2 separate regions of the Mus musculus genome follow, and region 1 is linked to region 2. Evidence: chromatin loops called from intact Hi-C (ENCODE). Cell type or tissue: left cerebral cortex. All regions are shown on one strand.

Region 1 (5,000 bases), 580 kb after region 2:
AACAAAAATACTTCATTGTTTTGCAGAGAAAAAAATTTTAAAACACAACATAGCATATTATGTTTGAAAAGTTGAGGGGATGGAAAACTTGGATTTCTCAGGCAGTGGGGAAGGATGGCCCAGCCTAGGAGCCAAGACTTGAAGGATGTTATTTGTGGCCAAAGTTAGACTTACCATCTGTGCAGCATAATAGAAAGTGCACCCCTCAAATTATCAGCGGGAAAATAAATATCACTCGGTATCATGTGGACTCAGTCAGTTGCTCCAGGGGCCAGATAATGACACGAAGATGATTGTGTGAAGTGAGATATTACAACGTATTTCATAAGCTGCAGTGATATTTTCCCAGCTCATGAAAAACAAGATAATGCCCATAAAAATAAGATATTATGGTAAAATCAGTATTAATTACTAGGAGCCAAAGTGCACTGCTTGAGGCTATAAAACTTTTAATATTGCAGAAGAAGACAGTTCAACGAATAGGTTAGCCACAATCGCTTAATCGCTTGGCAGCGCCCCAGCCTATCTTGGTGTGTATCAGAGCCAAGGCAACACAATGAGTCCCACACAAGCAACCCCTGGCTAATTTGGCTGAGAAGGCTGAGTGGGATGTTGCGAGGGGGCGTGGCTTGGAGCAGAAGCTGTCTTCTTTGCATTTGACTTTCTTACTGCTGAGATGCTGGGATCAGTTGAGAGGTACTGGCTTTGCCTTTGGCAGGGATTGGTATACACGGGCCATTGGTTCTTTAAGGTATAGCTTTTGTAGTTGGTATAGACGAACACCAAGGTCCTCGTGAAGGACGGAGATTTTTCTCCCTCTTTTTCTTCACACACACACACACACACACACACACACACACAATGGCACATGTGCAAACTCCAGCTCTGAGCTCCTACCTTATAAACAAACGTCAGATTCATCTAACTGGTTCAGTTTCCCTCTTTGAATCTTAGACCCGTTTGGTGCCAGGCTCTCATGTGCCATAAACACAATAGAAACATATGCCCCTGCAGCGATAAAACAGATCCGAAACGACATCCCTGCCGCCTGTTGGGTGGCAGCTGAAGTCAGACATCTTAATGTATAATATTATGGGAATTACCCACATTAAGATAAAATATCTGGATTTAAGTAACTGTCTTTTGCTCTGAATTAACTTGAAGACTGAACTCAGCAAACAAAGGCAGATGACTTGGGTGGGGCTCGGGAAGTTTCCTTCCCAGCCATTGCATCTCTGGTGGTGATGTCATGAAGGAGTTTCAATTGGATGTTTGCAGTTTTGCTATTTGGGGACAGGGAATCTGATTGAGTGCCTTTTTTCTAGATACCAAGGGAACCCAGGAGGCTGCCTATAGCCAAGATGTGTAGTTGTTTAGGAGAACAGTAGATGTTCAGTGCTGTGGGGATCTGTGTCATCCTCAAGGCTTAAGCATTCAGCAGAGAGGTCCCAGTACACAGGGAATGTTTTAAAAGTATTCTTTGAATGAGGAACATGGCGTCTGTTTACCTTATCCTTTCCTTTGGGCAATCATGTGTGTGTGTGTGTGGGGTAGGTGCGTGTGCAACCCATGCACCTGTACACACACACACACACACACACACACACACACACACACACACACACACGGATACCAGAGAAGGATGTTGGATATCATGTTCTATCTCCGTTCTGTCACTAACCTTGGAGCTCGCTTCAAAACTGGCAAGCCTCAGCAATCTTCTTGTCTCTGCCTCCTCAAAGAGTTATCCCAGCACTTGGGAGGCAGAGGCAGGCAGATTTCTGAGTTCAAGGCCAGCCTGGTCTACAGAGTGAGTTTCAGGATAGCCAGAGCTATACAGAGAAACCCTGTCTTGAAAAACAAAACAAAACAAACAAACAAACAAACAAACAAACGAGTTGGGATTATGAGATTGGTCAGTTACTACCAATCCTTTAGTGAATGCTGGAGATTTGAACTCAGATCCTCAAGCCTGCGTGGCAAGTGCTCATTGAGGCAACTCCTTATCCCTTTCTTAACCATTTTGTACCAGTACAAGCCTCTACTTCCCTCACCTGGTTGGAACCTGTACTGCAGTACCACCAGCATTAGTTATGTGGAGGCTACTTCTTTTAAAGGCAAGAACTAGTAGTGCCCACTGTGTTCTGAGTTGCTGAGAGTTCCCTTTGCAGGCCAGCATGCAGATCTGACTAGGTAGACTGAGATGTCTTTATTCACTGGTGCCAGGAGAGTCTCTGAGAGCCCTCTGCTGTGTAGGGAAGCATGCTGGAAATCCTGGGCTGCCACAGTGCCTTTGCTGCCCTGAGCTGTAGAGTAGACTTGGGGATCATCTCACTTATTGTGGATTTTGCTTTGTAACAAGTGGTTTGAGGCCCCTTTGTGACTTAGATTTACACGGGAAAGCCAGGTGAGTGCTTTCTATGACTTTACCCCTAGTGTTTAATCAGCCTCACGCATTCTACCAAACTCAGATGGCTCAGAAGAAAACAATACAAAACACCAACGTGGAGTTAAATTGTGGTGTCTCCAGAATGATCCAAACTAGATTTTCCTAGGATGGCCCAGTGCAGTGTGGTTTGAAGACAGAGCCTGACATTTCAGTCCTTTTAAAAGGTGCTCATTGGGTTTACAGAGAGCTTGGTATTTGTGAGGTAGTAGGGACTGGTGAGGGAGTGGATTGGAGAAAAGGAATAGAAGCTATTTCTGTCCTAGGGAGTTAGTGTGCAAACCATGGGCATGCACATGCCACTGTAGAATAAATTGTAAGTAAATGGCTCAGGCGTGAGACCAAAGAAGGAGAGAAGAGACAGATGGTGGATAGAGATTCCAGGAGTCATTGGAGACGAGCCAGTCATCGGGCAGGAGATGTGGGACACCTTAACATCAGGGCTGGGACAGTTGCCTATACTCATAAGAAACAAGTGGGAGACCCAAGAAAAGAATTTACCATAATGCATAGATCATAGGAACAATTTGTTGGCAAACTAAAGACTTTAGTGTGAAAGGCCAAGCTGAAAATGTTTTGGAAGTAAATAAAGGAAGATATCTTTGTGACTTGGAGTGAGGGAAAATTTCTGAAACAAAATACACAAGGCATTAATAATACATTAAAAACCTGATCATCTAACTACATCAAAATTAAGAATGTGTGTTCACCAAGTCATTGGCATAAAGGATGTGAAAAAGGCAGACCAAAGTTGGGCAGAAGCAGATCTGCAACACATAGGTACAATAAGCAGTGTCCAAAATACACAGAAGCGAGAAAAGCCAATAAGAAAAATGTGAGTGACATGGCAGTTGCAGATGGGGTGGAGGGAGAGATGGGAAAAGACATTCTGTGGTAAAGAGAGTGGGGATATGTAAATGGTCAAGATGTCATGGAAACTGGGCAGGTTGGGGACACCCAATAGGGAGAGGAGCTACAACACAGGCTCAGAAGCGTGTGACTCTATAGAAGGAAGTTAGATACAGAGACTAGCTAAAACACAAGCCTTTTGTTATCTCCTTCCAACATGGACCCAAATGGCCTCTAGCAAGTCACTGGGAGAAGGTAAGAGCATGAAATGATTAATTCATAGATATCACACAAAATCATGCCATTGAGTCTGACTCCAGCTTCCACATCTGGGGCACTTTTGCGTTAGGACTTCAACCCTCTAAGCACCACAGAGAGTGCGTATAAAATCTGCCTGGCAGGGCTGGGTTTGATTGGACTTGGCAGTCACCTCCATCTATCCAGCCCCTTCATCCTGTGACTCCTGCTGGGATCCCAGCCCCACGGGGTGACCTGTGATCGTCCCATGACAGCATAGTGGCTGACAAAGTGATCTCCCTCGGCTATAGCAGGCAACATCACTAGACACAAGCCTTTCTTCAAGAAAATTCTTCAAAGGGCCCCTTGCCTTGAAATGCTATGCGCTTCTTCTCTGGGCTCTTAAACAGAATAATTCATTAGTCAGTGAAGAACAATCAATATCACACTCCGACAATTTACACACTGACTCTGTTTACCCAGTGGACCCTCTCAGATAATATTATTTATGATCCTAAATAACTCCTTCGGCATTCAATAGAGCCAGGGTGCCCCAGAGACTAGGACACAACCAAATTATGAAGACATATGGTTTGCTCAGCCCTGAAAATGTCCAGACACATTTCACTGATGGGAGTCTCACATTGGTCCCTTCTCGGATCCTTTCTAAAACTTTCCTAATGGCTGCAGGAGGAAACTTCTCTCTCAAAGGAGACATTAAGGTACATCCAGGAAAGGGGGCTGCCAGGGCTTTTTTTTTTTTAACCATACCATGGTTATTTTAGGACTCTCCAAAGTTCAGGGCACTTGAAAGGGTTGTAGAAAGATTCTAGACTAATTAGCAATCAGGATGTTGATGGCTACAAACACATATGACTGGGTAGATGAGAAAAGGATGTGTGTGTGTGTGTGTGTGTGTGTGTGTGTGTGTGTGTGTGTGTGTGTGTGTGTAGGATTCATAGCATGGGGTGAGATTAGGTTTGAAGCAGAGGACCTGTACTGGGTGCACAGGAATTCAGGGTTATCTCGAAAGTCATTCCAAGACAGAAGGAGAGAGAAGGTGAGTCTATGAACTTAAAAACATATCTGTTAATTATTTGATTTGTTCCAATGAGCATGTATTATTTATGTAATTAAAGTACACAGAGAAGGCAAGGCATTCTCTTCCTCCTCTTCCTTTTGCTCCTCCCCCTCTTCCCCCTGATCTCCTTCCTCCTTCTTCTCCTTCCCCTATCCCTTCCCCTGCATCCAGACTAGAGAAGCCATGATAGCTTTTGATATCACTAACTGACCATGGGCTGGGACTGCCTCTCAGTGCATGCTCTGAGCCCATTTGGAAGAAGAGAATGGAGAGGCAAAGCGTCCGGGAGAGCAAAGAGCATAGCTGCAAAGTTTGGGGTGGAGAATGCTGAAATCCTGACTTTCTGTTTCTGGGAACTAATGGCCTTTCTTGACTGAGGAGAGCAGA
Region 2 (5,000 bases):
ACCATCTACAGCTTTACTGCACATAGGAGATGATAATTCATGCATTTGGGATATACAGTTCAGTGGTCTCTAGAAGGTGCTAGAAATCTCTAGGAGGTTCACAGGGCCCAGTACCTGTCACTAGTACCTAAGTTACAAACCCTGACTTCATCCCCAAACCATCTCACATCCACGAGCACTCATTCTCACATCTTTTGCCCAATTCGGCAGCCAGTAATTTATTTTCTGTGGCTATAGCCTTGCCTTTCCTGGAAATTTCAGATAAATGGCACTTCTCCCACTTGGCATGGTGTTTTAAGCTCATCCATGCTATGCTGTGTGCTGCTGTTAAAGACTGCATAATATTCCACTGAGTGGATGCGCCACGTGTTCCTTATCGATTTGTTAAGCAGTGTGCATTTGGGTTGTTTCTGGGTTTTGTGATTATGAATACTTCTGCTGAACATTGTCTAGCATGTTTCTATGGAGACACATTTTGATCCCAGGGTACATTGCTAGGCATGGAACTGCTGGATCCTTTGATCACTATTTTTAATACTTTGAGGAACCACCAAGCTGGTTCCAAATTTACTGCATCATGTTACATCTCTACCACGAATGTATAAAGTTGCCAGGTTTTCCACACCTTTGTCTGCAATTATTATCTTTTGTTAAACTTTAGCCATCCTGGTGGGTAGTGAGGCGGTTTTGATTTGCATTACCCTGGTGACTATGACAGCAAATACACTTTCTGTGTACTCTGCCTGTGCATCGGCTTAGGTGATGCTCTAAATATTTATTTTTAGAAACCATTAGTCAGTTGTTTGGTATAAACATATGAAATACTGTATTTAAAATCGTTTCAGCTCCAATGTGTGGCCTTCCCCATCAAATAACTAACATGTTTTTCTTATCTGTAAATTCCTTTTGATGTTTAAATAGAAACCTAAGTGTCTAAACCCAGAAAAATATCCAAATTCCACAGTCTATTTTAACATGGGGCTTGGTGGGAAATTTTTCATTTGACTAGACAGCTCTCTCTAGCCAACAGGCCATTATACAAATCTACTAGAAGCCAACTAGTAAGGATTTCTAAAGAAGACAAATGACTTAGAAAATACAAAGTTACGGGAAATTCGAGAGGATGAAATGACAGAAAAGCAAAACAGAAATTCAGTTTTAAACAAGGACATTTACGAAAAGCTATAGAGGTAAAGAGACAGGCTCAGAACCTACTTGAGTTTCTTGGGGAACGTGTGGAAGATAACCAGGAGTTATTTCCCAGAACCCTGAATGAATGATGATGTCATTTGCCCAGAAGTTGGAGGAGGGGGGAAAGAAAAGCTAGAAATACTACAAAGAAGGGCAGGTTACATGACTGTGTCTTTTGTAGTGGACAGATGAGGACACGTGCTCAAGCTGATGTGAGCCACAGTGGGTCTGGGAGGCAGAGTGGTGGAGTGGGGGTCGGGGTGTGGTGCAAGATGACACAAAAAACCCAGCAGGGTGCAGGCAGAGAGTTCAAGAACAGGTCTGGGTTAGGGGTGCTGGTGGGGAAGGGAGAGCTGAGCTCATTCACTCGCAGGCAGAAACCTACCTTCTTAACTCCTTTCAAGCCAAATCCCTCCAGCGTGGAACAATGGAGAGCTTAATTCAGTGATACAGTTATGAAAGGCTGATGAATGAAAATAATTGATCCTCATTATCTCTTCAGCACCTTTAATGCACCAGCAACAGCGATCACCTGTCTTTCCCCCTGAAGTCTCTGAACTGGATCATGCATCTTGAACTTCCTTGACTGTAGTTCCCCCCACCCCTTTGTTAAACTCAACATTTCTTTCCAAAGAAAACAAATAGAAACAAACAAGAAAATAATGGATTGGCTGCCACTCTGTCCACAAAAAAAAAAAAAAAAAAAAAAAACAAAGGAAACTCAAAAGTGAAGTCTGCAGCCCTTGTAGGCTGTCCCCTCCAACGCCCATCTGTAACTGCTCTCTCTTGCTGGAGTGTCCAAGGAAAAGGCTCAGGGCAGCAGAAACAGAGACCTTACCAAGCAATTACCGGTGAGGAATCTTCTGCCAAAACAGTTAGTACAGACGTAACCTTTCTTCCCATAGAGCTTAGCATCATCCCGTGGCCAAAGAGAGGCTTGATAAATACTACATGCTGAACAAGTGATCAACTTGATAGGGGGGGAAAAAAACCCTAAATATGAGGAATGACCACGGGGAGAAGTCCAGTGCTTCCATGAGAAGCTGAGGTTACCGCGCTTCCTGCCTCCTGTAGGTGGCGCCAAACTCCTTGAAGAAAGGGACAGGCAGAGTGAAAGGCTGCTGCTGTGTCTACACAGACTGGAGAACCCTCTTCTGAGTTGGCAGTCTCTCTTCCAAGGCTGCTCTTCTTCACTGCGCTGGCAAGCCCTGGATCAAAGAAATGGCTCACCTGCACTGCGTTAATTACGAGCTGCCCTTTCCCTGAGTGCCCAGCCTCGCATTACGGGATGACCAGCTCCGCAGCAGAGCTCCACAGTGTTGGGCAAATGGAAGGTTAGTTACAGGGGCTATTAAAAGGATTGGCAAAGGTAAAAGCGCATTTTAAAGCCATTAGGATCCCTTGCATTAAGTCTTAGTAAAGAAATGCCACGAGGCTACTATTGAAAGCCACCAGCCAGAAACTGGGATCCACAGGTAATCAGCAGTAAGTTGGGCTACCGTGGCAGAGGGCTCTCATGCTTCTGAACGGTCCTGATCTGTTAGGCCTTGGTCAACACGCAAGAGTGCCAGTGAGGCCTCCAGGAACACCACCCAGATGTGCACTTCCTGGAGAGTAGCCAGAGCTGGGACTTTGGCCCTCACCATCATGAAGCAGTGGGAAGTTCCGTGGGGGGTGTAGTGGGGAGAACTGAAGAGGCTTGGTCAAGCAAGAATAAAAGAGGCTATGGGCAGGGTGTGTCTCTGAGGACTACACAGCCAAGCAGGAACTGGATATTTCAACCCAGGTTTTCACTTGCATTCTCTAGGTCCGATTTTTATAACAAATAAACATTTTCTGCCAAGATCCTAAAATTTTTTTTAACAACAGCCGCCAAAACCGACTTCTATTCTGCACAATTATATAAGACCGAGCAGAGCACTGCTCTCATTTTTGAAGCTTTGTTTTAAGCTCGCTCATTAATCTTTCAGTCTTTTCCCATCTCTGCTTGACTATAACTGCCCTGAATTTATCCAAGCCTGCAGTATGCCAGGCTCACTGGTGTCTAAATCACCGAGAGCTGAATACACATTCTACTCAGGGGACTCAACATTTCCATCAGAAAGAACCAATCACAGCTTAGGAGAGGTAAACCTCTTTTTAATTGTATTCTATAATACTAACAGGCATTCATTACACATGGACCTTAAAACAAGATTTGCTCTTGGCTGCTCATAATTGTATTTCTACAGCAGTTTAAACCGTTGGCACCTGCAATTGCTAGCAGGCCTAAGCTACGAATTTCTATTATCCCAGTTTCAAGGGTTACATTTAAAATAAAACTCGGAGGGGCCAAACATTACATACACACATATTTACACAAATTAAATACTATGCACAAGTCAATACCTTCTGCACACAAAACTACATTAAGCTCAATTAGCCCTAAGCAAAACCACAGGAAGCAGGTTTCCTGTGAACCCAGGGTGCTCTTCCCTGTACTACAGAATATAAAAGCAGCTACAATATGGAGTTTTGCAGGACTATCAATGAAGGCTTAAAAAAAAATCATTATCAATACTGATTTCCTAATTAGCTTATATAAAATTACCATAAAACAATCCAACTCAAGGAATTTATACACACATAACATCTAACTTCTGGGTATAAATTTAAAAAAAAGTTCTCTTTAAACATGCAGGGGTCAGCATGAGTTTTTCCAGAAAAAAATAATTCTAACTCTGAGCTACAAAGAGTCACCAAACTAAAGTGCAATGTCCTTCTTGTTATGGTTTTCTTCTTGATTATGACCAAAATTAAATTATACAAATATTTCACTAAATATCTTCTCAAACCTTATAAATATTAATATGAACTCAATCTCCTATGTGCCCGGCATTTAAAAATCCATTTAAAAATCTTGGAAACTAATTTAAGATTTCCATCTAGAATACAAATTAGCAAGTCCTCCGCCTGTGTTTCGCTCAGCACCCGTATCTGCACATTTAGTACCGAATGTCAGTCGGTAGCACTTAGAGACCATGAATATTAAAACCACGCATTGCCTGCTAACATATCAGAGCACAGCAAGCCTTCAGTTTGTCAGAAGCCGGGTTTGCAGCGGACAAACTACTGCATCTACAAGACCAAAGCCTTTTGTGAATTCCCCAATTGTGCAAAGGGGACAGAAGTTTTACTGTTAAATAGACAATCTGGGAGGATTGCACACACACACATACACACACAAAATTAAAGTCTTTTTAAAAACTCACTACCATGTAATGCCCTTGGCTATTTGTCTTCATTTCCTTGAAGACTTGATCAGAACAACAATGTCAGCTACTGCTCACTGAGTATGTACTAAGATTAAGTACTTTACACACACACACACACGATACGCACACACGCAGGTTTTATACACATGTTCTTATTTGCACGCCACCCTTACAGTACTTTATGCACGTACTACACACACATAGTTATCTTCATATATACACTATGGAATCAGATTCTCTGCTTTTTGGGGGTGTTATCCCTACGGAGGTCAGGTGACTAATTTATTTGAGCTAACGAGTAAACTTTTAGAAAGCGAGAGTCCCACTGTCCCCCTCTCTGATGCATGCTATGATGCTGCCACCATTCTGACCCCTGCTGGATACTCCCTCCAACAGGGAACAGGGACCCTGGCACACGTTTGCTTTCCACGTGCGTGAGGAGTAACTTCCTAGAGCAAGTCGTGTTTCTTTAAGCACGTGGGAAACCAAGTGGGTTACCCTGGAAAGCACATCAACTGCCTGGCACAGAAAGCACGAGTGTATGGCTGGGATTGA

Evidence for each region. A loop is a pair of places that touch in the nucleus more often than their neighbours do. Peaks named below come from ENCODE experiments on the same cell type or tissue, not always from the same donor. Only the 100,000 strongest peaks of a DNase experiment are listed, where the experiment ranks them.
Region 1: a loop joins it to region 2, with 5 times the contacts of the local background. A loop is called at or near these places in 15 of 42 quality-filtered maps.

Annotation. Positions count from the first base shown.
Region 1 is chr9:47,123,504-47,128,503 of GRCm38, reverse strand. The region is part of intron 5 of Gm31698 (a long non-coding RNA gene); the gene reads left to right. Among named protein-coding and RNA genes, the nearest start is that of Gm31698, 58 kb to the left of the region's middle. In left cerebral cortex, a CTCF peak has its summit at 2,062; a DNase peak (open chromatin) is centred at 2,802.
Region 2 is chr9:47,705,777-47,710,776 of GRCm38, reverse strand. All of the region lies in intron 1 of Cadm1 (cell adhesion molecule 1), which reads right to left. Among named protein-coding and RNA genes, the nearest start is that of Gm10677, 110 kb to the left of the region's middle. In left cerebral cortex, a CTCF peak has its summit at 2,269 (motif pointing right); DNase peaks (open chromatin) are centred at 2,855, 3,139, 4,255, 4,894 and 1 more place; H3K4me3 peaks cover 318 bases; H3K27ac peaks cover 1,804 bases.